Regions from separate parts of the Homo sapiens genome. Here region 1 is linked to region 2. A link is a loop called in an ENCODE intact Hi-C map of the cell type or tissue named here. Cell type or tissue: mammary epithelial cell. All regions are shown on one strand. Links, peaks and the distances in the headings refer to the core of each region. The heading gives the core; the rest is flanking DNA. Region 1 overlaps NPHP4 (nephrocystin 4). Region 2 has its middle 120 kb from the start of MIR4689.

The links. Hi-C counts contacts between places; a loop is a spot of excess contacts. Peaks named below come from ENCODE experiments on the same cell type or tissue, not always from the same donor. Only the 100,000 strongest peaks of a DNase experiment are listed, where the experiment ranks them.
Region 1: it touches region 2 in a loop (25-fold over the local background); 5 of 110 quality-filtered maps call a loop at or near these places.

What each region holds. Positions count from the first base shown.
Region 1 is chr1:5,909,833-5,920,746 of GRCh38, reverse strand. The region is part of intron 11 of NPHP4 (nephrocystin 4); the gene reads left to right. Among named protein-coding and RNA genes, the nearest start is that of MIR4689, 53 kb to the right of the region's middle. RefSeq lists an enhancer at 353-853. In mammary epithelial cell, for the core only: a CTCF peak has its summit at 4,555 (motif pointing right); a DNase peak (open chromatin) is centred at 4,576.
Region 2 is chr1:5,740,892-5,751,805 of GRCh38, reverse strand. No RefSeq gene overlaps it. Among named protein-coding and RNA genes, the nearest start is that of MIR4689, 120 kb to the left of the region's middle. RefSeq lists enhancers at 5,212-6,008, 8,671-9,255, 10,057-10,557, 10,558-10,914. In mammary epithelial cell, for the core only: a CTCF peak has its summit at 5,819 (motif pointing right); no DNase peak of the experiment used is centred there.

The DNA of each region.
Region 1 (10,914 bases), core at 1,989-6,988, 170 kb before region 2:
TAAGATGAGAAGATTAGAAAGAAGGATTACAGAAAGACCTCCTCCAAATCAATAAGAAGCAGATAAACAACAGAAAAGAAAAATGGGCAAAGGATAGCCAAGGATTGGGGGGAGGATGAAATGAGTAAAGATATGTCCAGGTGCTCGGGGCTGCCTGGCGTGGAGCAGATGCCCAGCGATTGTCGGGCGATCATTAACGTTGTCCCCATGCCACTGCCATTGTGGTTCTTCTGGTTGGCAGCGTTGAGGGAAGCGACCACATGTACGTACCCCTTCAACTACTGGTTCAATTAACACGGGGCCGCCAGGGCAGGAGCAGCTGGAGCACATCTCTACGGAGCTCCTCTGGACCCCAGAGTCTTTGATGGGTGAAAACAGCTAACCCCGGCTGGGCGCAGTGGCTCATGCCTATAATCCCAGCATGTTGGGAGGCTGAGGTGGGAGGATGGCTTGAAGCCAAGAGTTCGAGATCAGCCTGGGTAACATAGCAAGGCCCTGACTCTACAAAAAACTTAAGGCCGGGCGCGGTGGCTCATGCCTGTAATCCCAGCACTTTGGGAGGTTCAGGCGGGCATATCATGAGGTTCAGGAGATTGAGACCATCCTGGCTAACATGGTGAAACCCTATCTCTACTAAAAATACAAAAAATCAGCTGGCGTGGTGGCACGCGCCTGTAGTCCCAGCTACTCGGGAGGCTGGGGCAAGAGATCTCTTGAACCTGGGAGTCAGAGGTTGCAGTGAGCCGAGATTGCACCACTGCACTCCAGCCTGGACGATAGAGTGAGACTCTGTCTCTAGATAGATAGGTAGATAGATAGATAAGTAAATAAATGCATGCAGTAGCTGGGTGTGGTAGCATGTGCCTGTAGTCTCAGCTACTTGGGAGGCTGAGGCAGGAGAATTGCTTGAACCCAGGAATTCGAGGCTGCAGTGAACTATGATCACGTCACTGTACTCTAGCCTGGGCATCAGAGCCAGACTTTGCCTCTAAAAAAAAAAACAAAAAAAACCCACAAACAAACAAACACAGCTGGCCCTGACTGCATCCACGAAAGTAGGTTCCGGGTGGGCCCAGAAAGCTCAGTGTTGGCTATGCCTCTACCATTTTATCTTAGCCATTCTGCAAACACTTTAGGGCATGCTGACTCAGATGGGGCTTGTTCAGGTGGTCCTCCTTTTCTCCTACCCACTCTCCATTCAGCAAAGACTTGCGGAGAGTCTGTGATGTGCCAGGCACTTGGTTAGGCTCCTGTCCCAGTGGAGCTTTAAAAACAGACAATAAACAAACTACCAAATACGTGAGGTAGCAAGAAGAATCACGTGCCATCTGCTCTGGGATGTTAGTGAGGGTAGCTGCATGTGGGGACAGGGCACTGTGGGAACACCCTGTACCTTCTGCTCAGTACTGCTGAGAACCTAAAAAACTGTTCAAAAAAAGTATTAAAAAAGAGAGAATGACTTGTGGGGAGTTTTACAGTTATGTCCATCTTGATGTGATTAACTTGTATTTGGGATTTCTGTTTCTACAATTGAGGCCCAATTATAGAAGAGGTCAGCAAACTTTTTCTGTAAAGGCCAAATAGTAAGTATTTTAGGATTTGTGGGCAAGATGGTCTCTGTCACAGCTACTCATCTCCGCTGGTATATATAGGCGATACGTTAATGAATGGACGTGGCTGTGTTCTAATGAGACTTTGTTGATACGCACAGATTGTTAGCTGAATCGACCTGTGGACCATAGTTTGCAGACCCCTGATCTGCAGCTTTCTCTTATGTCATAATCCAGAGGAAGCTGCCCATTTTTTTCTGGGCTTTAAAATAGTTTAAACAAAAGGCAAGACCTGTTTCTTGAAGGTCTGATAAAACTTCTCTGTGAAACCACTGAAGGGATTTTTGACAACCAATTACATTTCTTTTCATGGTTATTGGTCTATTTATGTTTTCCACTTCATCTTGTGTTAACTTTTGGGATACACATCCTCTAAAAAAAATGGCCAATTTCCTCTAGTTTACAAGGATGCTGTGATAAAGTTTGTAACTAATTTAAACATTCAGTATGCGCCTGTGATTAGATTCCTTCCTTCGCTTTCTATCTTGGGAGGACTCTTCCTTTTTCGGTCAGGCTTATGAGAGGTTTGTATATTTCATTAGTCTCTTCAAAGAATCAGCTGTTACTTTTACTTACTGGTTCTCTTGTTTTTAAGTTATTAATTTTTTCTTTAATCTTAATTTAATTCTATATTTTATCTTTATTCATCCTCTTTGAAAAGCAGAATTCTTAGCTTATTTGCTCATCGTGTTTAATAATAAAATCATTTAAGATTCTGCAATTTTCTTCCAAGTACATCTTTTACCCCATTTCATAGGTTTTGATTTGGAATGTTATTTCCTACATTGTTGAGTTCCATTTTTATTTCCTTTTTACCTACAACTTGAAAATGTCTTTAAATATTCCCACATTTAAAAAGGCATATATTAAACTTTCCTTGCCCTCTCTTATGGAAACCTGTACTTATCTGTAAAGCCCTGCCTAAGGGTCTTGTCCATGGCAGAGCTTTGTTTTCAGCATCCCACAGCCCTTTGCAGACACCACCTTTTATTTTATATCCTTGTGTGTTGTCTGATTCCTTCCTTCCCTGCTACTGTTCTTAGAGGGTATTAGTCGAATTTGCTATGGTAACAAATAATCTCCAGATCTCGGTAGCTTAAAATAAAAAGGTTTATTTCTCACTCTCGCTGCGTGCGCATTGCAGTTGGTGGTGGCTCTGCTCGTCCTGGTCCCAGAGGGTGTTCGCCATCTTGAATATTGCTGGGTTGCGCCAGTAGGAAGGGGAGGCCTTGGGGAGGATCTTGTACCATCAGTTACGGCTCTGGCCCAGAAATGGCACACGTCACTTCTCCCCCTCCCGGGTTAGAAGTAGCCACGTGGCCTCCCAAGTCACAAGGGGACTGGGGACTGACTCATCGTATGCCTGGAAGGTAAAGAGGTGCAGATAGTTGGTGCATTTATTTGCTCCACACTGAAGAGTCTTATCATTGAAGCAGCTCACGGTGGGGACTGTTTCATTCATCTGTACATTGCCTGATGAGTCCTGGCCCACAGTAAAACATTCAGTACATATTTGTAGAGTGAATGAATTAATCAAAACCCTTTTGTATACAAGGGATAGAAACCTGACTCAAAATAGCTTCAACAAGAGAGAATGTATTGGCTCATGTGTCAGAAAAGCCTAGAGGTAGAGCTGATGTTAGGCATGGCTGGATCCCGGCACTCAAAGGATGCCATTAAGACTCCATCTGTTCGTCTCTCTCCCTCATGCCCCTACCCCCTCCCCTCCCCTTTAAGCTCTCCTTTCTTCAGTGTTGGCTTCTTTCCGGGTAGAGTTTCTCCACATGGTGAGCCCAGGAGCTCCCAGGTAATCCTGGGCTTAGGAATCCCAACAGAAAGGCCCTGATTGACTCAGTTGTTCCAGTGGGAGTCCTCCTGTCTTTACTGTGTAACACCTGATGGGGATGGGGGTGGGGACAGTTGGCCTTGGTCACACACCCTTCTTGGTGTGGGGGTTGGGGCCACCCCTGACTGTATGGTTAAGGGCTGGGAGGGTGATTCCCTAAAGGAAAACCACCAGAAGAGAGTACGGATTCAGGGTCGGTGAAGTTGACAGATAGTGGCTGCCTCTGGGTTGGGGCTCCTGGTCTCCCGATCCCAGTCCAGGGTCTTTCCCTGCCACTGCCGCTTTGGCTGCACTCTTGCATTCCAGCTTTGCCCAGCTATTCTTGCATTTTGCCGTCAGTGAATGCATAGACTTGAGTAGTTCCTGTGACTCTTTCTTTTGTTTGAGAAGGACGAAGACAGGTAAGAAGCAGCCTGTCCTCCTTCTAGAAGCCTGCTGTGCTTTTAGTAGAGATGGGGTTTCGCCATGTTGGCCAGGCTGCTCTTGAACTCCTGACCTCAGGTGATCCGCCCACCTTGGCCCCAGAATGCTGGGATTACAGGCATGAGCCACTGCACCCGGCCTAGCTTGACTTCTTAAGATGCAGAGCTGTGGGGAACCATGCTTTGAGTTCCTCACCAGAAGATTTACTGTCATATCCTTGGCAGAGAGGAGTGTGCCTTGGTTACTGGAAGGACCAGGAGTTGAACGGTGGTGCAAATGAGCTGTAGCAGCATAATCTACTTCTCAGTCACTGTTTGGGGACCAGCAAATCTACATGGATGGACCCTGATTTCACTGAGTTTATTTAATTTGGATTTATGGCTGCATTCATGTCACATTAAATGATTACCTTCAGCCCAGGTTCCAAGCATTGGAAGACATTGCCTCTCAAAACCCAATGTAAGAGACTTTTAAATACCCACTAGTGTTTAACTTATGATGGAAACTTTTCATACTTCAGTATTTCACCAACTTATATGGTTCCTTTGGAGATCTTAATGATATGCGGCTGTCACTTTAAGTGAGGTACTTTGGCTCTCGGTTATGAATAATCCTTTTTATTTTCTCTGTAACATTGCAAGGGAGCAAAGTTTCATTCATCACTTACCACAGAAGAGTGTGCATTGAGCCGCTAGAGGGCACTCAGTCTTTATTTTTTTGTAACTTGGAATTTCCCTGACCTATATTTTGCTTTTGAATGTTCCTCTGGTGGTGTCAGAATTTTGGTTTGTTTGCTTAATAGATTTGAAAACAGCCATGTAGAAGGGGTCATTGCAAACATGTAATTGTGGTGTTTCCCAGGACACGTGGAGTTAGATTCCTGCCCCGTGGTGCCTGCTGTGCTGCTAGCTGGTCTGGAACATCCTCTCCGACAGACAGCAGCTCCCTTGTCCTGGGTGAGGGTGGTTCAGTCAATCACATGGTGGTGGGGGAGAGTCTAAGGCCATGGAGCAGCTTTTTGGCCACCCTCCAACCACGGAATGGAAGTTCGTGTGCAGGTGGTAAGGGTGCATTTTGCTGGAGAATTAGTGGGACAGTGGGTCAGAGCAAGGCTTTGACAAGGGAGGTGACACTTCTGAAACTGACCCTGGAGGTGACCCCAGCTCAGGGCTCTGGCAAGTCACGGAACTCCCCACTCGGCTTGGGCCTGCTGAACCAGCTCCTGTTCTGGGCTGCCTGCGATCTGGACTCCTGCAGTCCTGGGCTGCCTGGGATCTGGACTCCTGCAGCACAGAGTCCTGTGCTCACTCATCATCCAGTTGCCCCTTGATCTCTGCTTAGGTTTTGTTCATTTTCCCATTCCTGTTTTCAAACTCTTAGGAACAATGACTTTTTACCTACAAATAGTTAGGAATAAAGGCCTTTCAAGTGGGTTTGCCATGTGAATTCTTAGTGTCTAGAGTACCACTAGATACTGACTCATCCTTTATTTTCACGGCCTGATGAAAGGAAGCTACTTTTTGCAACCCTTCTTCAAACCCCAGAGACTGCATCTTTACTAGCGATGGTCCTTCCTTTCCCCTGCCTTTTGGGGCCATCTGTTTACCCCTGTTTGTAACAGGGCCACAGTCTACCCCCAAGGCCCAAGGCCCAAGGCCCAAGGCCTGGCCCGTCCCTGCCTTCCACCAGCTGCCATGAGTTGCTAAGCAACAGCCTCTGCGTGCTGCCCCCTCTCCCTCCTCCCTCAGGACTTCTCTCTCCCACGGAATTGCTGACCCCATAGGTAAATGCAGGCAGCTTTGCTCAGCTGGGCAGTTGCTCAGCGAAATGAGCATTTTCCTCTGTTAGGACCCCTCATCCAGCCCTCTGCTGACCCCTGTTTGCTCAGTGGCAGGCTGGCAGCACAGCTAGGCCCAGGAGGACAGGTGCGTTTCAGGGTGCGGGGGGGAGGTCTACCTGGCACCTGCTGGGGCAGTCGGGCCACAGGGGACTGGTGCTGTGGGGACCGCATTCACGACCCCGTTCACATTTCCAGAAAGGACACGTTGGCCTCCATGCATGTGTCCTGATGTTGAGAGGCCCCTGCTCCCTTCAGCCTAGGAAGACATCTCAATGAAGACCACAGCCCCGTCCTCCACTGAGCTGTTTCCTTATCTTCATTTCTTTCTGTGGTCCTGTCATAGCGCAGGCATCTGATAAAATGTTTGTTGGAAAATGAATCTATGGACGTGGGAAAGTAAAGGTGGTGAAAACATGTCCTTCCTTTCCCCTTGCTTCTATTTTCACTTTTTAATTGGCAATGCGCATGCATATTGAAAAGTTATGTGGCTTGAGGCGACAGATAGCTGCTCAGTGAAACCCTAGGTCAGGACATGGACACCGCAGCCTGGCAGTGCCGGGACTCCCTTGTGTAGTCAGTACTTTTTATTTTTTTGAGAGAAGATCTCACTCTGTTGTCCAGGCTGGAGTGCAATGGCGTAGTCACGGCTCACTGTGGCTTCCACCTTCCAGGCCCAAGTGATCTTCCCACTTCTGCCTCCCATGTAGCTGGGACCACAGGTGCATGCCACCACACCAGGCCTTTTTTTTTTTTTTTTTTTTTTTTTTTTTGTATAGATAAGATTTTGCCATGTTGCCCAGGCTAATCTCGAACTTCTGGACTCAAAACAGTCCTCCTGCCTTGGCCTCCCAAAGTGCTGGGATTATAGGCATGAGCTACCATGTCCAGCTGGTAGTCAGTACTTTTAATCTGTCTGGTGAGGTGACGCTGGAAGTGAGAGAGGGTTGTTGGTGGGGAGGCCGCCTCCTGCCCCAGCCCTATCCCTGTTCATGTCCTGGCCCGCGTGCGTGATGAAGAAGCGAAGCCCAGTGTACTTACTTTGCGGGGAGCTGCGTGCCTGGCGGCCATGGGGTTGGCTGGAGAGCTCCTTCCTCTGTTCTGGGCTGTGATGTTAGTGGTATTATTACTCTGGGTAACAATGTTCTTTTCTGTTCTCTGCGTTATGTATAGAATGATCTCCTTCGGGGTGGAGGAAGGAGGAATTCTGGGGAATATTGTCCCTGTGAGTATATTTGAGCATTATTTGTTCACTGTACAACTTCTGCAGTTCAACTCACCCACAGTGCTGAGAGCCATGGGCTTGAGGGCATGCCTGTCTCTCTTGCGTGTGGAATGTGTGTGGGTTGCATCCTCTTGCAGGGCCCCCTCCAGGCGAGTGCAGAGGCAGTGTGAAGACGTTGGCAGTGACCAGGTGGGATGCGTGGCCTCCCGGGGTTGGGATCAGAGTGCAGGCCCTGCCTTGCCTCCTGAGGCCTGTGCTGTAGTTGAGTGCAGGGCTTTTGAGTTTCTTGAAGCTAAATTGACAGAAAAGTAGACATTTGAGATTTTGTTGACTGTGGTTTTCAGCAAGTGGAGACTGATTGGAGAGTGATAGAGCGTCAGGGAAAAGGAATCTTCAGAGAGGTGGAGAAACCTGCCGTGGTGGGAAGTCTAAGTTTTTCTTTGTCTCTAGCAATCCATGTGGACCATTTCTGGATCACAGTTGGTTCTGGTGTCCTGGGAAACCAGTGACTTAGTCTCTTCCTGCTCTTCTCAGATCTGGCTCTGGGCCAGAGGTGTGTGCTGGCAACCCCATCTCAGGGCCCCGCTGGCCACGAGCTTCTTGGAGCAGCCGTGGAAGAGCTGAGTCTCTGTGCTTTTTTTTTTTTTTTTTTTTGAGATGGAGTCTCACTCTTTTTGCCCAGGTTGGAGTGCAGTGGCGCGATCTCTGCTCATTGCAACCTCCGCCTCCTGGGTTCAAGCAATTCTTCTGCCTCAGCCTCCCGAGTAGCTAGGATTACAGGCGCGTGCCACCATGTCTGGCTAATTTTTGTATTTTTAGTAGAGACGGGGCTTCACCACGTTGGCCAGGCTCTGTGCTCTTCTTCTTAACGCCAGGTTATTTCCCTGAAACCAGGGTCCTGTGGTGGCTCAGCCAGACGCTGATTCCCCTCCCAGTGAGGGAGCCCAGGCCTCTGCCGCAGGGGTGAGAACGGAGGGGCTCCGTGTTGGGAGAGGCACCTGGTCATGCTGCTTGCCGTGGAGGTCTCAGCTTTCCATTCTGTGCTGACTGTGTTACTACTTCAGGCTCCATCAGGGACCTACAGGTGTGTCTTATAATGACTGTTAAACTAACATTTAATTTACTTTAAGTTTTATGGGCAATGTAGGAATACGCGTTTCCTAGCATGTCTCATGGGTGTGGTTACCACGAGTTTGCCAGCACACCCGTATACACTGTGGGTTTCTTTCATTTTTCTTTTTTCTTTTTTCTTTTTTTTTTTTTTTTTTGAGACGGAGTCTCACTGTGTTGCCCAGGCTGGAGTGCAGTGGCGCGATCTCGGCTCACCGAAAGCTCCGCCTCCCGGGTTCACGCCATTCTCCTGCCTCAGCCTCCTGAGTAGCTGGGACTACAGGTGCCCACCACCATACCCGGCTAATTTTTTGTATTTTTAGTAGAGATGGGGTTTCACCGTGTTAGCCAGGATGGTCTCGATCTCCTGACCTTGTGATCCACCCGCCTCGGCCTCCCAAAGTGCTGGGATTACAGGCGTGAGCCACCGTGCCCGGCCTATCGTCACTTTTTAACTTGCCGCGGCTGCCTTCCCAGTTCTGCACACACCGGCTGGTCTCCTCCCATCCCATTGCTCCCCTGCCCCACGCAGGATCTGCCGGGTTCTGCTGAGGTAGCTTCCATTTGCAGGAGCACCAGGATTGTGTCTAATGTTTTGCTGTTGTCGCAGCGCTGCCCCAGACAGCCTTGTGCTCGTCTGTCTGCTCACCGCAGCTGCTCCTACCTGTGTCCTGTGCACACGCATGCTGCTCCCGGTTCAGTTGCTGGCCCAGGTGCTTGTCAGCCAAGTCCTGTTATGTGGCGGAAGTCAGGCTTCCCAGACTCCACCGTGGTTTTTGGAAGACTCCTGGGGCCTGGAGTACAGCGGGTGCTCCCTGGCGGCCGCGCTGTCCTCTGGGCAGGACTATGAGTATAGTTTGGGAAGCACCTTAACCCATAACCACATCGAACATTAAAACAAAGAGATTCGAAACTGAGTTATTTCGTGGCCTTGGTGTGTCTCTTCCTGCTCTGCTTCACCGGTTGGATCTGAGTTTTGGGCCCTGGGGGTCTGGGCTTCCCACCAGGTATCTTTTTAAATGGCCACCTTTAATGGCCTTTTTAAATGGCCTTGTAGGTAGGTTTACTCTCTTGGAAGAAAAAATTGCATAAGTCATGATATAAAGAGTTACTTGAAAAAACTTTCCACACTGTATGCAAATTTGAGACGATGGGGAAATAAAATGCATGCGAGAAGTTCAGATGTGCTTGGAAGGTTTAACTTTTCATCCAGCTTTTCCTCCCCAAGAGGACGCACACAGGCACGGAGGGCTGGCCCCCGAGTGCCCGCTGTCTCTGCTGAAGATAATGGAGCCATTTCTGGCAATTTGTCCTCATTATCAAAATCAGCCTGCGGAGTTTTCCGAGTTCCCATTTACGGAGGAACGGCGTGGAGCTTCACTTACCACTCTGCTGTGTCATCTTTCAGGCTTTTTCTGGGAGGAGGTGGGCAGGGGTTTGCCGTACGGAGCTCTGAAATGGACTGTAAGAGGCACTCAGGGAATCTGGGGAGAGGCATCGGCTTTGAGGACAGCTGGGCCCCTGCAGAATCCTCATCTGCATTTTGCTTTTAGTGAGATGATATTTTCCTGGGGAAGCAGAGCTTGCTAGATCATTTGCTAACTCCCTCCGAGCACGTGAGCTCATTTATAGAAGGGCAGGTTCCTCTGACCAGAGTCTTTGTGCTCCTTGGAGCCACGTTACTGTGGCTGGTTACAGAGGAGCTGCGCGGGCCAAATGGGCGCTGCCCAGGAGGTAGTTGGACTGGGAGCTGTGCCCGCCAGGCTGGGCAGTTGGATCCTCTGAGGGTTGGGGGCTCCCTCTGGCCTTGCCCCAATGCCTTCCACCCATCCACAGGCCCTTAGCAGGGTTTCCACCAGATCCTGCAGCTGGGGAAGCACCTCCTTGGATGGGTTCTGGAAGCTGCTGGGAGAGGCACGGCGGGGATTGGCTCCGATGGTCGTGCAGCTCTGGTGTTAGGGCGGCACTTTCTGGATTTGGTTTCTCCTTGGTCGACAGCATTTTCCTTGTTGTTTTTGTTTTTTTGGGATTCAGAGCGGAACACGAAGTGGCTGAGCAGTCTCTATCCAGAGTGCCCAGCGTTTGACGTCACAGGCCTCTGTGCTGTGTGCTTGGTCCGTAGGTCCCGTAAGTGCCGGCCTGTGCTCTGTGCCATAGGAATTCAGGATACCAGGACATATAGGAGATTCGTTTGCCCAACCTTCATGGCAGCAGAGGCCACAGGAGAGGGAGGGAAGGCGAGCTGCTGGGCCCAAGATGTGGGCCACATGGGGGTGACGGGAGGTGGGACAGGGCCATGGGGGAAGCCTGATTTCTCCGGAGGTCTGGGTTATCCTGGAAGTCCGATGGGGAGTGGTAGTGTCTGCTGCAGTGGAGAGTCCTGTCACCGTGAAGGAGGCTGTCATGAGCCAGGTGGGGACAGGACATGGGCTGGAGACTGGGCTGTGGGCCTCAGGGAAGCCAGGCAGATGACTCAGTGTGCAGGGCTCCCACCCTGGCCTCTGAGTGGGCAGAGGTGGCCCCGTCAGGATGGGCTTGGGGTCTGGCTTGGTGGTTTCATGGTGGGCAAAGGCAAATGGCAGTGTATGTGAAATGACCGTAAGAGACGAGTGGCTATGGACGCTCCAGCACCGCTGTGGCAGGAGCCTGGTGGGTTTCAGAGACTCCAGCGATGCTGGGGCTTCCTCCTGCTGAGGTGCAGGGGCTGAGAGCCCTGGGTCTGCTGGGCCATGAGGTGTCCATGTGGCCTGGGGAGGGGTTGCAGAAGCAGCACAAATGCCAGCTGGGCTGAGGCGGGGCTGGGCAGGTACAGGTGGCCCTGGGAGGAGGCTGCTGGCTCTTTAGGCAGCCCCTGGATGCTTGG
Region 2 (10,914 bases), core at 3,376-8,375:
GGCTATTGGTTTGCTAGGACTGCTATCACCGAGTGCCCCAGTCTGGGAGACTTGAACAGCAGAAATTGATTTTCTCATCATTCTGGAGAAATCCAAGATGAAGGTGTGGTGAAGACTGTCCGAGGCCTCTCCCTGTGCATGTCTCTGTCCAAATTCCCCCTTTTATAAGGACACAGTCTTACTGGATTAAGGCCTGTGCTAATGAACTCATCTTAACTTGTTCATCTACAAAGACTCTATTTCCAAATAAGGTCACATTTGGGTGCTGGGGGTGAGGACTTCAACATCTTTTGGGGGACACAATTCACCCATAACATCTTTCTAGAAGGAGCGCTTGTCCCCAGCAGGAAAATGACGGCAAGCATTTCCGGGCTGAACTGTTTCCCAGTGGTGCTTGTGCGGGGCGTTCTGCCAGCCGCGCTTTCTCATGGACTGCTGTTGCTTTCCTACAGACAGAGGAGGGGTCCTTCTCAGAGGGAAGAGGGCTGGGAGGCAGAACGCAGAGTGCAGAAGCAGGTGTCGGAACACTGCCGTGAGCTCAGGTTGCAAAGCCAGAGGGCCTGGGTTCAAACCCCAGCTCTGCCGCCTACTTGCTGTGTAACTCTGGAAAAGTGACTTAACCTCTGAGCCCCTCCCTCCCTCAATCTGTGAAAGAAGGGCTTTCTGAGGTTACAGGGGAAGATGCAGGCAATTCCCAGCATGTGCCTGACCCTCCCCAGGCTCCAGACACTGGGTCCCTGGGGCTGTTGTGTTCAGCGTTATCCTCAGTGTCCCTGCGGCCCATGCTGTCCCAGCTAATTGCACCCCATGGCACCCTGGGCTCCGCCGGGAGCAAGACTCCTTTAGCGAGGGGTTTGGGATCTCAGTCTGGGCTGCCCTTTTTCTGAGGGGGCCTCAGCTGTCACAGGCCCAGCATTGGGAGACAGAGCCCAGAGTGGGGGCAGAGCCACGAGGGTCACGTCAGAAACCAGGGGCAGGGACTGCCACAACCACTGTTGGGCCCTGGTGGGGTGGGGGTCTCTCTTGTTTGCTTCAAGACATAAAGGAGAAGAGTCCCAGTCTCCAGGGGCAGGTGGGGGCATGGGATTCCGCCACAGCCCCCTCCCTCCACAGGAAGGAAGGAAGTGCCGCCTTAGCCACAGGACAGGGCTCCATGGGGACGAGGGGAGACTCTGGGGAGGGGGAGGCAAGGAAGTCTGCAATGCAGAGAGACAGACAGGCAGAGAGACAGACAGACAGACAGACAGACAGACAAACAGAAGATGGAGTTCCAGGCAGGCCAGGCCCAGGTCTCAACACATGAGCCTCTCTGGGGCCAGCTGGTGAACAAGAGCTGGGGCCCTCTAGGCACAGAGCGGGGACTGGAGGGAGATCCTGGAATGCAGAGGCCACGATAGCTGGGATGCACTGCTGGAGGAAAATTTTAACCTGGACCTGGGGGTAGCCACACCCCAGACAGTGAAGGGCTGTCTCCAGAGGCCAGGACTGAGCAGCGGTCAGCCGCAGGCTGCGGGTGGGTGCAGAGATGCCGCCAGTGCTGGCCCCATCTGACCCCTACTGCCCATCCCAAACTGGGCCCTCTCCTGTGTGTCTCTGTCTCTATCTATGTCTCTTTCTCTCTTTCTCGTTGTTTCTATCTCTAGCTGTGTCTCCCTCTGTTTCTGTATCTGTATCTCTCTATCTGTTTCTCTCTGTCTATGTCTCTGTCTCTACCTTACAGTCTCTATGTCTGTTTGTCTCTATCTCTTTTTCCATCTCTCTCTCTTTCTCTGTGTCTCTGTCTCTGTGTCTCTCCATCTCTGTCTGTCTCTGTCTCTTCCTCTGTCTGTCTCTGCATCTCTCTGTCTCTCCCTCTGTGTTTGTCTCATATCTCTCTGTCTCTGTTTCTCTGTGTCTGTTTTTCTCTGTATCTATCTCTCCAGAGACATACACACAGAGGGAGAGATAGAGTCTCTCATCTCTGTGTTTCTCTGTGTCTCTCTGTATCTCTCTGTCTCTCTGTGTATCTCTCTCTGTCTCTCTGTATCTCCCTGTGTCTCTCTCTGTTTCTGTCTCTGTCTGTCTCTCTGTCTGCCTCTTTGTCTCTCTGTCTCTGTCTCTCTGTGTCTCCCCATCTCTTTCTGTTTCTGTGTCTGTCTCTCTGTGTCTCCTTGTTTCTCTGTCTGTCTCTGTCTCTTTGTGTCTCTCCATCTCTCTCTGTCTGTCTGTCTCTCTGTCTCCCATCTCTTTGTCTCTCCACGTACTGAGAGCGGCACTGCCCTCTCTCTGGGGTTGTTGCCCTACCCTTTCTGTGGGTCGTTGCTCTCCTCATCTCTTCCTCTTCTCTTCACTGTGCATCTCCTCCAGGGCCAGGAGCCCCTGGAAGGCAGGGATCTAGTCTGTGCTATTCATGGCTCCCTCTGACGCATGCACCTGGCATACCACAGGTGCTCAATAAATGCCCATGGAGTGTTGTTAGGTGCCCAGCTGCCGTACCTTGGGCTGAGTGACTGAGCCATGAGGCTGTGCCCTGAGGGGCCGGCACATTGATGGGCTGTGTGGGGTCCACTCCTTCCTCCCGTGGATTCGGGAGCTTTTGGGCCTGTGACGTCCCCACCCACGTGGTGTTTGTGCTCGGCTTGATGGACATTGGTTGCTGTGGCAGGGGCCCAGGACACCATGGGAGGGAGGGACTGGCCCCTGGCACCCTGTCCCAATCCTGGTGCATTGGCAGCTCCGTGTTCCTGCTGGCGGCCCCCGCCTTCCCTCCTGGCAGTGCCCATCCCAGGTCCAGAGACGTCTCCCAGTAATTGGTTTTGCTGGAGGACAGCCCCAGCCTGCAGGACTGGGAGTACCCGAGGCCCTTCTCCCAGGCAAAGGCCAGAGACGCTGGGCTGAGGAGGGTCTGAGTTTGCACCATGGGGCAGTTGCTCCTGAAGGTGCAGGGCTGGGCAGTTGTTTGAATTCCCAGTGGCGATCATGTTCTCATCTGTAAGAAAGGGCCAATATGAACCCCAGTGCTGCCGGCTCACGTGGGCTTCATGGAGGATGAAGTGAGGTGGCTGCAGCCCTCCGTGAACCGCAGCTATTATCTCTGTCCACACTGCAGTTGTGAGTCTTGCTGGGGCTGGGCGAGGGCACTGCTGGAGCCAGAGAGGACAATGTCCATTGCTCAAGAACATGGATCTTGCCCAGGCCCCTCTCTGCAGGCATCAGACAGAATCGACGGCCCTGCGGATCAGCCCAGGACTCCACGGACAGACTCCCAGAGGCTCCCACTTGGTCTTCTGCCCATGGGAGTCATTCATCCACCTCGAGGGGCGAACGGTCCTCGGGTTCAGGTTCTGAGCTCCTTAGTGCTGTGCTGTTGGGGACTTTCTGGCCACATAGGGGACTTTGCTGCATTTGGAAGACTTGCCACTTGGGGACTAGCATGTGAGCCCAGGGCCAACTGCACGCTCCCTTGTCTTCAGCGTGCACAGGGAGCTCTCCCCAGCACGAGTGATTCTGGCCCTGGCCCTTGGCTCTCCAGGACACTGTAGCCTCTCGCTCAGTATTCCGGGGTCCTGTGAACACTGTCTGGCCTCTCTAGGTCCCCAGGGGTTCACAGGCCTCACCCGCTGAGCACGCATCACCTGGAGGGGAAAGGGGGGCCCTGAATGGACACCGAGCAGGAAGGGAGTAACTGTTGAGCGCTGTGCTAGGCGCTGTGCTGAGCACTTGATGTCACACAGCCCCGCTTCGTTCCCCAACAGCCCTGCCAGGGAAGAGCTGCTACCGAGCCCATTTTACATGTGGGGAAAGGGAGGCCAGAGGTAAGGAACCTGCCCAAAGTGGTACGACTTGTAGACAGCAGGGCTAGGTTTACTCCAGGCTCTTCTGACTCCAACGCCCATTTGCTTCCCTCCTCCCTCTCCCTTTCTCCCTCCCTTCCTTTCTCCCTCCTGCCTCCCTCCCCTTTCCCTTCTCCCTCCTCCCTCCCTCCTCCCTCCCTCCATTCCTCCCTCCCTTCCTCCCTCTTTCTCCTTTCTCTCTCCCTCCCTCCTTCCTTCCCTCCCTCCCTCCTCCCTTTCTCCCTCCCTTCCTTTCTCCCTCCTCCATCTCCTTCTTCCTCCTCTCTTTCTCCCTCTCTCTCCCTCTCCTTCCTCCCTCTCCTCCTCCCTCCCTCTCCTCCCTCCCTCTCTTCCTCCCTCCCTCTGCTCCTCCCTTCCTCTCCTCCTCCCTCCCTCCCTTTTGTCCTCTTTCCCTCCTACCGTTCTTCCTCCCTCCCTTTCTGCCCTCCTCCCTCCTCCCCCCTCCTTCCTCCCTTCCTGCTGTCAGTCTATTGCACAGCCTTCTCTGCACTTGCTTGGAGAAGAGGCTCTGCCTTGGCACTTCCAGGCCTGCATAGGGGCTTGAAGCTTTCTGAGCCCCAGAGCCTTTGGTTCTTCTTTCTCTGTGCCCCCTGGATTGCACACAGGCCAGTGAGAGGGGACAGGCTGTGTCAGGTTACCTGACTTCTCTGTTAGGGATGTGAGAAGGGGCAGAGGGAGCCCTTGGTCCCCATCCAATTCACTGGGTCACTGAGTGCTGCTTCCTAAAGGCAGGCCCGTGGCAGAGGTGGCCCTGGCTCCTCACATCTGGGTAAGGGAGTGGCCTCCTCAGATGTCTCTGGTCTCCTCAGAGTTCCCTGCTGATGTTACCCCATGTGGTCTTAGAACCCTGTGGAAGATCATGGCCCATGGCTTCCTCCAGCAGGGGCCTTGGCCCCACACTGGAACTACTCAGCCCCAGCACCAGGTGGGCAGCGTGGTCCTGCTGAGCCCTGCACAGATCCACCCCGAGCTCCTCTGCTGGCTCAGGTCTGGGCTGCCGCTCAGGGAGGCAGAGGAGCAAGCCGGCTGCTGCACCTGGTGTGCTCCTGACCGGCAGCTTGGCAGGTGCGGTCCTCACCCCGCTTCTGTGCTCTGACTTTCCCGGGAAGGCGGGTCACAGTGCACACCGCTGCCTCACCATTTCAACTGTTAGTCCCCTTATTTGGAATGACAGTGACTTGCATATTTGAGGAGCTCAAGAGGGGGAAGTTTAATAAGATGCCAACAGAGTAAATGCCAGTTGCTTAAAAAAAAAGGCAATTTAAATTGTTTAGTGGATACACGTTTGGGAAGCCTGGGAAGCCTGGGAAGCCCACTTGCTGCTGCCGTCGTGGTGGGGTCTGCTCCGTGCCTGTCCAATGGCTGCTGATCAGCGGCTGCAGGCTGTTTGCTCCCAGAAATCATGCAACAGACAAAGCCGGAGGTCCTGGCACTTGGTGCGATGTTGGCTCCCCGGGGAGCCACGCTCAGACAGCACCGGCACAGACGTCATGATTGAGACCAGGGCTCAGGGTCCAGGGTCCAAGGTCCAGGTGCTGCCATCAGTGGCCTGGGGGCTGTGAATGGGATGGCAGAGCCCTTCCAGGTCTAGGACCTGGCCAGGGACCCAGTCCAGGTCAGCGTCCCTTGTCTGCAGTGCCGATTGGCTGGGCTCTGGGCAGGACAGTCCTCATTCACTTGCTTGTCGTTGGTGGCAGGACTGTCATGGCCAGAGGATCCCTGGTGCTAACTGGCCTCCCCTGTCAGCTGCTGCCTGAGCAGAAAAGGGAGCAACTACAGGGCAGCCTTTCCCGGAGCCCCCTCTTCCCTTCTGAGCGCCTGCAAAAGGTGCTGGGTGCTGGCCACGCTGCCCTGCCTGCCTGGCTCTGGCCCCCCCCAGAACCCTTCGCAGGGGCTCTCCCAAGCATGGGGAGCTCCTGGACCAGCGCCCTCCTCCTTAGGGTCTGGGAGTTAAGTCCACGTCTTGGTGCCATGCCCCATGGCTGCCACCAGGGGTCAGCAGGCCCATGGCGGGTTGCAGGGTGGATGCTGTGGCCGGAGGAGCGGCAGGGACGGGAGTTCTGAGGGGTAAAGCTGGCAGCAACCTGGACGCAGGCATTGGCTGGTGTCTTGGAGGTCAACCCTGGCCAGGCCCTCTGGCTGGCTGAGCTGTGGTCTTTAGCCACTGGGGGCATAGGGGGTGTCAGCTGCCTTGGAAGAGCTACAGGGGTCCCAGTTGCTGACGCTGGTGCCTTCTGGGGGACCCCAGGCAAAGCTCAGTGCTCATGACCGTCATGACCAAGGTGGCGTTCGGAGTCATTCCAAGCAGTCTTTAAATCCTGTGTGGCCTTGGGCCACTTCCTTTACCTCTCTGAGCCTCAGAGAACTTTCCATCTGCAAAATGGGAGAAATGATCAAAGGGCTGTTGGAAGGATCCAACGAAATAACACATGCAAAGAACTTAGCACAGGCTGGCGTGACACGGTCACGCAATAAACCGTACAATTGTCATTACTGTCATCAATAGAGTTTTCAGGGGGATCGTCCTGTCTGTCATCGTCTTCTCCAGGATGCTCCTGCTGGTTTTTAATGTTTCTAATCTCCTGTTGATTATTCTTGGGGTTTCAGCCAAATAAGTACTGCCAATTAAAGCTCTTGCTGTAGCTCCGGGTGGGGTTGCCATGGCAACGGGAGCAGAGCTTTCACTTCTTCCTTGGAATACACACACACGTGTGTGAGTCTTTTTGTGGGTTTCTGCCCGTGTGTCTAGCTGTTACCAGAACTCCCTGCCGCGGAGCCGGAGGTGGCAGGTGGGAAGAGAGAGGGAGGAAAGTGGGGCATGGGGTGGCATGTGGGGGCCCCTCCTCCTGCACGGAGCCCCCTTCAGCCTGGGAAGCCTTTGCCTGGGATGCTGCAGCCAGCGTTATGAGGGAACGAACGTGGGTTTCCCCGTGCAAACTTGCTCTGCCCCCGCAATGGCCTCAGGGGCCCTGTCCAGCCTGGTTGGCAGGATGAGGCTGTGCTGGGTGACGGACAGCCCTGCCTGAGTCTTCAGAGCGTCACAGATGTGTGTGTGCCTGTGTGTTGTCTCTGTGTGTATCTGTGTGTGTGTCTCTCTGTGTTCCTGTGTGTCTGTCTGTGTGTCTGTATGTCTTTTTCTGTGTATCTGTGTATGTGTCGTGCTTGTGTGTGTCTGTGTGTATTTCTGTGTGTGTCTGTGTGTTTGTGTGTATCTGTGTCGCTTTCTCAGTTTGTGTGTCTTTTCCTGTGTGTGTCTGTGTGTCTCTTTGTGTGTACGTGTGTGTGTCTCTGTGCCAGTGACTCTGTATCTGTGAGCGTGCGTGTGTGTTGGGGGCTTGAGTTGGTCATCAAAGCTGAATCTCAGACAGGCTACAGGATTCTAAACTCAGCTCAGGCCTGGGGTTAATTGAGGTCCAGGGAGGGGCTGAGCTGGAAGCAGAGCTGGGGGCTCACTCTGACCTCTGGCTTCTCTGAATTCCAGATGCAGTCAGCATCAGGCCTACCCCCGTGTCAGCACTGGGAGCTCCTGGAAGGAGGGCCGGCTCTTGGATGTGGGGATTGGCTGGGACTTTTTTCAGTTGAAAGGGTCAAAGTAGCGTGAGTAAAATTAAATAAATACATGGAAGAAAGAAAGAGAGAAAGGAAGGAAGGGAGGGAGGAAGGAAGGAAGGGAGGGAGGGAAGAAGGAAGGGAGGGAGGGAGGAAGGGAGGGAGGGAGGGAGGAAGGGAGGGAGGGAGGGAAGAAGGAAGGGAGGGAGGGAGGGAAGAAGGAAGGGAGGGAGGGAGGAAGGGAGGGAGGGAGGAAGGGAGGGAGGGAGGGAAGAAGGAAGGGAGGGAGGGAAGAAGGAAGGGAGGGAGGGAGGAAGGGAGGGAGGGAGGGAAGAATAAAGAAAGAAAAAGAAAGAAAAAAAGAACACCCCCCCAGGTGCACATGGAGACTCTGCGCTGGGGCCCAGTTACCCAGGGTCGAGGCCCAGCCAGCTTCACTCAGAGCTGGATCTGGGCTCTGTGAGCGTGGCAGGCCCGACTTTCTCCAGAAAAGTGTTTGGAGCCCTGTGGCTGGGCTGGAGCTGGATGTCTTCTGTAAAGGGGCAGAGCTTCTTGCTGGTAGTGTGGACACAGCAGATCTCATGGAAGGGTGGGACCAGCCTTGCTGGGGTCCAGCACCCAGGCCTGGGCCACCTCAGGGCTTGGGGACGGTGGTCGTTGGCTGGGTCCAGGTCTCCTTTCCCCAGGGCTAGGGTGGGTAGCAAAAATGGATGCACAGTGCCTAGGACCACATGGGCAGGGAGACGGGGAGGCTGCCCCAGGACCCTGCATCCACACCTGGGGGACGGGCTTGCCTTTGCTGCTAGGCGAGGAATGCCTCCCTGAACAGAGCTTCATGTTCTGCACCCGTGATGTGATCCGCAATGTGCAGGGGCTGACGAAGGGGCTGTCGGCTGGGCTCTCTGTGAGCCTGTGATCTCCTCACCACCCCTGCACCTCTGCACTGAGGGGAGGCAGCAAGAGAGGGGAGCTCATCTGGAGGAGTCAGTGCCAGCTTTGAGAAGCCTCAGCCCCTTCTAGACACCTGGCTCCTCAAGCCCCCTCCATGGGGAGGGGATGAGCAGGTCCTGTCCTTCCCAGGAAGCAGTGTCCTTGGATTTGGAGGGCAGGAGCCTTGGAGGGAGGTGCCAGCCTGCCTTGAGTTGGCTGAGGAGGGGGCAGCCCCTCCAGGGGTCATGCGATGGGCTAGGCAGAGCATAGCTTCCAACTGCTATAGCCAGACTTGCTTGGAAATGCCGCGGGTGCTGAGGGCTCTGAGGGGCCACAGGCAGCCCACGTGGCCAGTGGTCCCTCCCTCTCAGTTGTGATTCCACGTTCAGGGACTGTGTCTTCTTCGCTGCTGACGTCACAGAGCCAGCCCGGCTGGGTGGTTGGTGAAGGCCAGGAGCCTGGCTGATGGGGCCGTGGTGGGCATCCTGCTGTGAGCGGGGACGTCAGGGCTGCACAGCCAGGGGCGCTGGGAAAGGGACCCTGACATCTCTCAAGAGGGGAGAGGGGTCCTCAGCGGCTGGTGGTTGTGGCCAGTTTACACCTTGCTGAAGATAAGCCACCTAGATGTGACTGAGGGACTGAGGTGGCGCTGTGGGGAGAAGGGGACTGGGTCACTGCTCCTGCACTCGGGGAAGTCACACTACCCAGCACACATGTTGTTTCCTGAAGACACATGCCTGTCTTGCCCGGCAAGAGACTATGACTGTAATAATTAAAGAAAGAGGAGAGAAACACGAAGGGTGGCTGTACAGTCAACAGGGACAGGTTTATTTTAAACAAACCTGAGAGGGGCGGCTGGCTGAGTTAGGTCAGAGCGCACTCTTTTATGGACTGAGAGTTTTTAAGGATTTAGGGTGGGAGAGTTTATTAGAAGCTTGGACTGCTTTTGTGTTTTTTTGCTGTGCTTATTTGAGAGGGAGAGTTGTGTGTGTGTTTCCATTATTTAATTCTTACAATGACCTCACCCATTATGAGGCTCCCCCTGTGCCAGGCAGCGCATGGAGCTCCTCACATTATCCTCATGGAGGCCCTGTGGGCAGGTGTGAGGCGCCCAGCAGACAGGTGAGGCGCCAGGCATACATAACTTGTCCAAAGTCCCACGTCGTGGGTGACGGGAGCCGTAACCACTGTTTTCAAGGAGCTCCTCCTCCTCCCTGGGGCCCAAACAGCACCGGGCACATCAGGAAGTGGGTGGTAGGGTGGGGCGGGGGCCTGGGTTGGCCCCATGGGCTCATCCCTCTTCCCTGGACTAGGGACCTGCAGCAGGGGTGAGGTCTCTTGAGGGACTCCAAAGCCTGAGGTGCAGCTTCCAGCTCAGCTTGTTCCTCCGTCAGGGCCAGGTGGGAAGGTGAGGAGTGGGCTCAGGGCAGACAGGTATGTGCAGGGGCATGCTGTCTGCCTCATCCAGGAAACCAAAGGGACAGAGATGGGGTGACTCTTGAGGTTCTCCAAGGTGTCCATGAGCCAGAAGCACCCCCCTGCCCAGGCAAGAGGTGGGCACATCAGTGGGGCCCACACTGCTGTGGACGGAGCCAGAGATATTCTGAGGGGCATTGACCCCACTGCCCCTGCTGCCCACTTCCCCCAGTCCCCAGTCAATCCTCCTATGACCTCATCAGGCCCTGCACAGCTCAGAGCAGCAGTTGAAGTTGATCCTGGGCACCTGTGCAAGCCCACCTGAGCTCCCAGGCTTATGTGAGGCATGGGCTCATCTGGGGAAGGGGCTGGTTGCTCATCACCAAAGGAGCGCAGAACCAGAGAGCCCTTCCCCTGGCCTGGCAGGAAGCCGGTGAGGAGGCGGATGGTTTTGCCAGAACTCCCCAACTTCCTCCTCACCTCAGGAATGGAGGATTGTGCCTGGGCATGCATGGTGTGTGCTGGCATGTGTGCGTGTGCATTTGTATGTGTGCATATGTGTGCTGACATGCACGTGTGTGTGGAAGTACATTTGTACATGCATGTGTGCACACGTGTGTACGTATGTGTATGTGTGCACATGTGTGCATACACATGAATACACATGTATGCATATGTACATTAATGTGTGTGTGTGCACATGTGTATGTAGTACATTTGTGAGACAAGGGCTGGGCGCTGTGCCTCTGGACCCTCACCTGGCTCCAGGTGGAGCTGGGCAGCGTCCTTGGGAAGAGCTCCTGCCTTCTGAAGCCCCAGGAAGGGAGTCAGGACTGAATTTGTGCTGGGTGGCAGTGGCGGTTCCCAAATCTGCCTCTTTATAAGGATCAGCTGGGGAACTTGTTACAATTATGCCATCCTTGGCTGCATCTCCAACCTCTCTTCGGTGGGGCCTAAGATGCTGTAGTCAACGAGCTTCCCCCAGGCAGTGCTGACGTTCAGTGCTCAGCCCGAGGAACCCACTGCGGAGCCCCCAGGGCGCCACAGCCCCTGCTTGTTGACCGCGGTTGTTTCTCTGCCTTCCTCTTATCTTGGGTTTCCTTGATAAACCACGTATTTCTCAATACCTGATAAGTTTTCAAGCTGTTTATTGCGTCGTTGTTTAGATAAAACAGGTAGAACATTT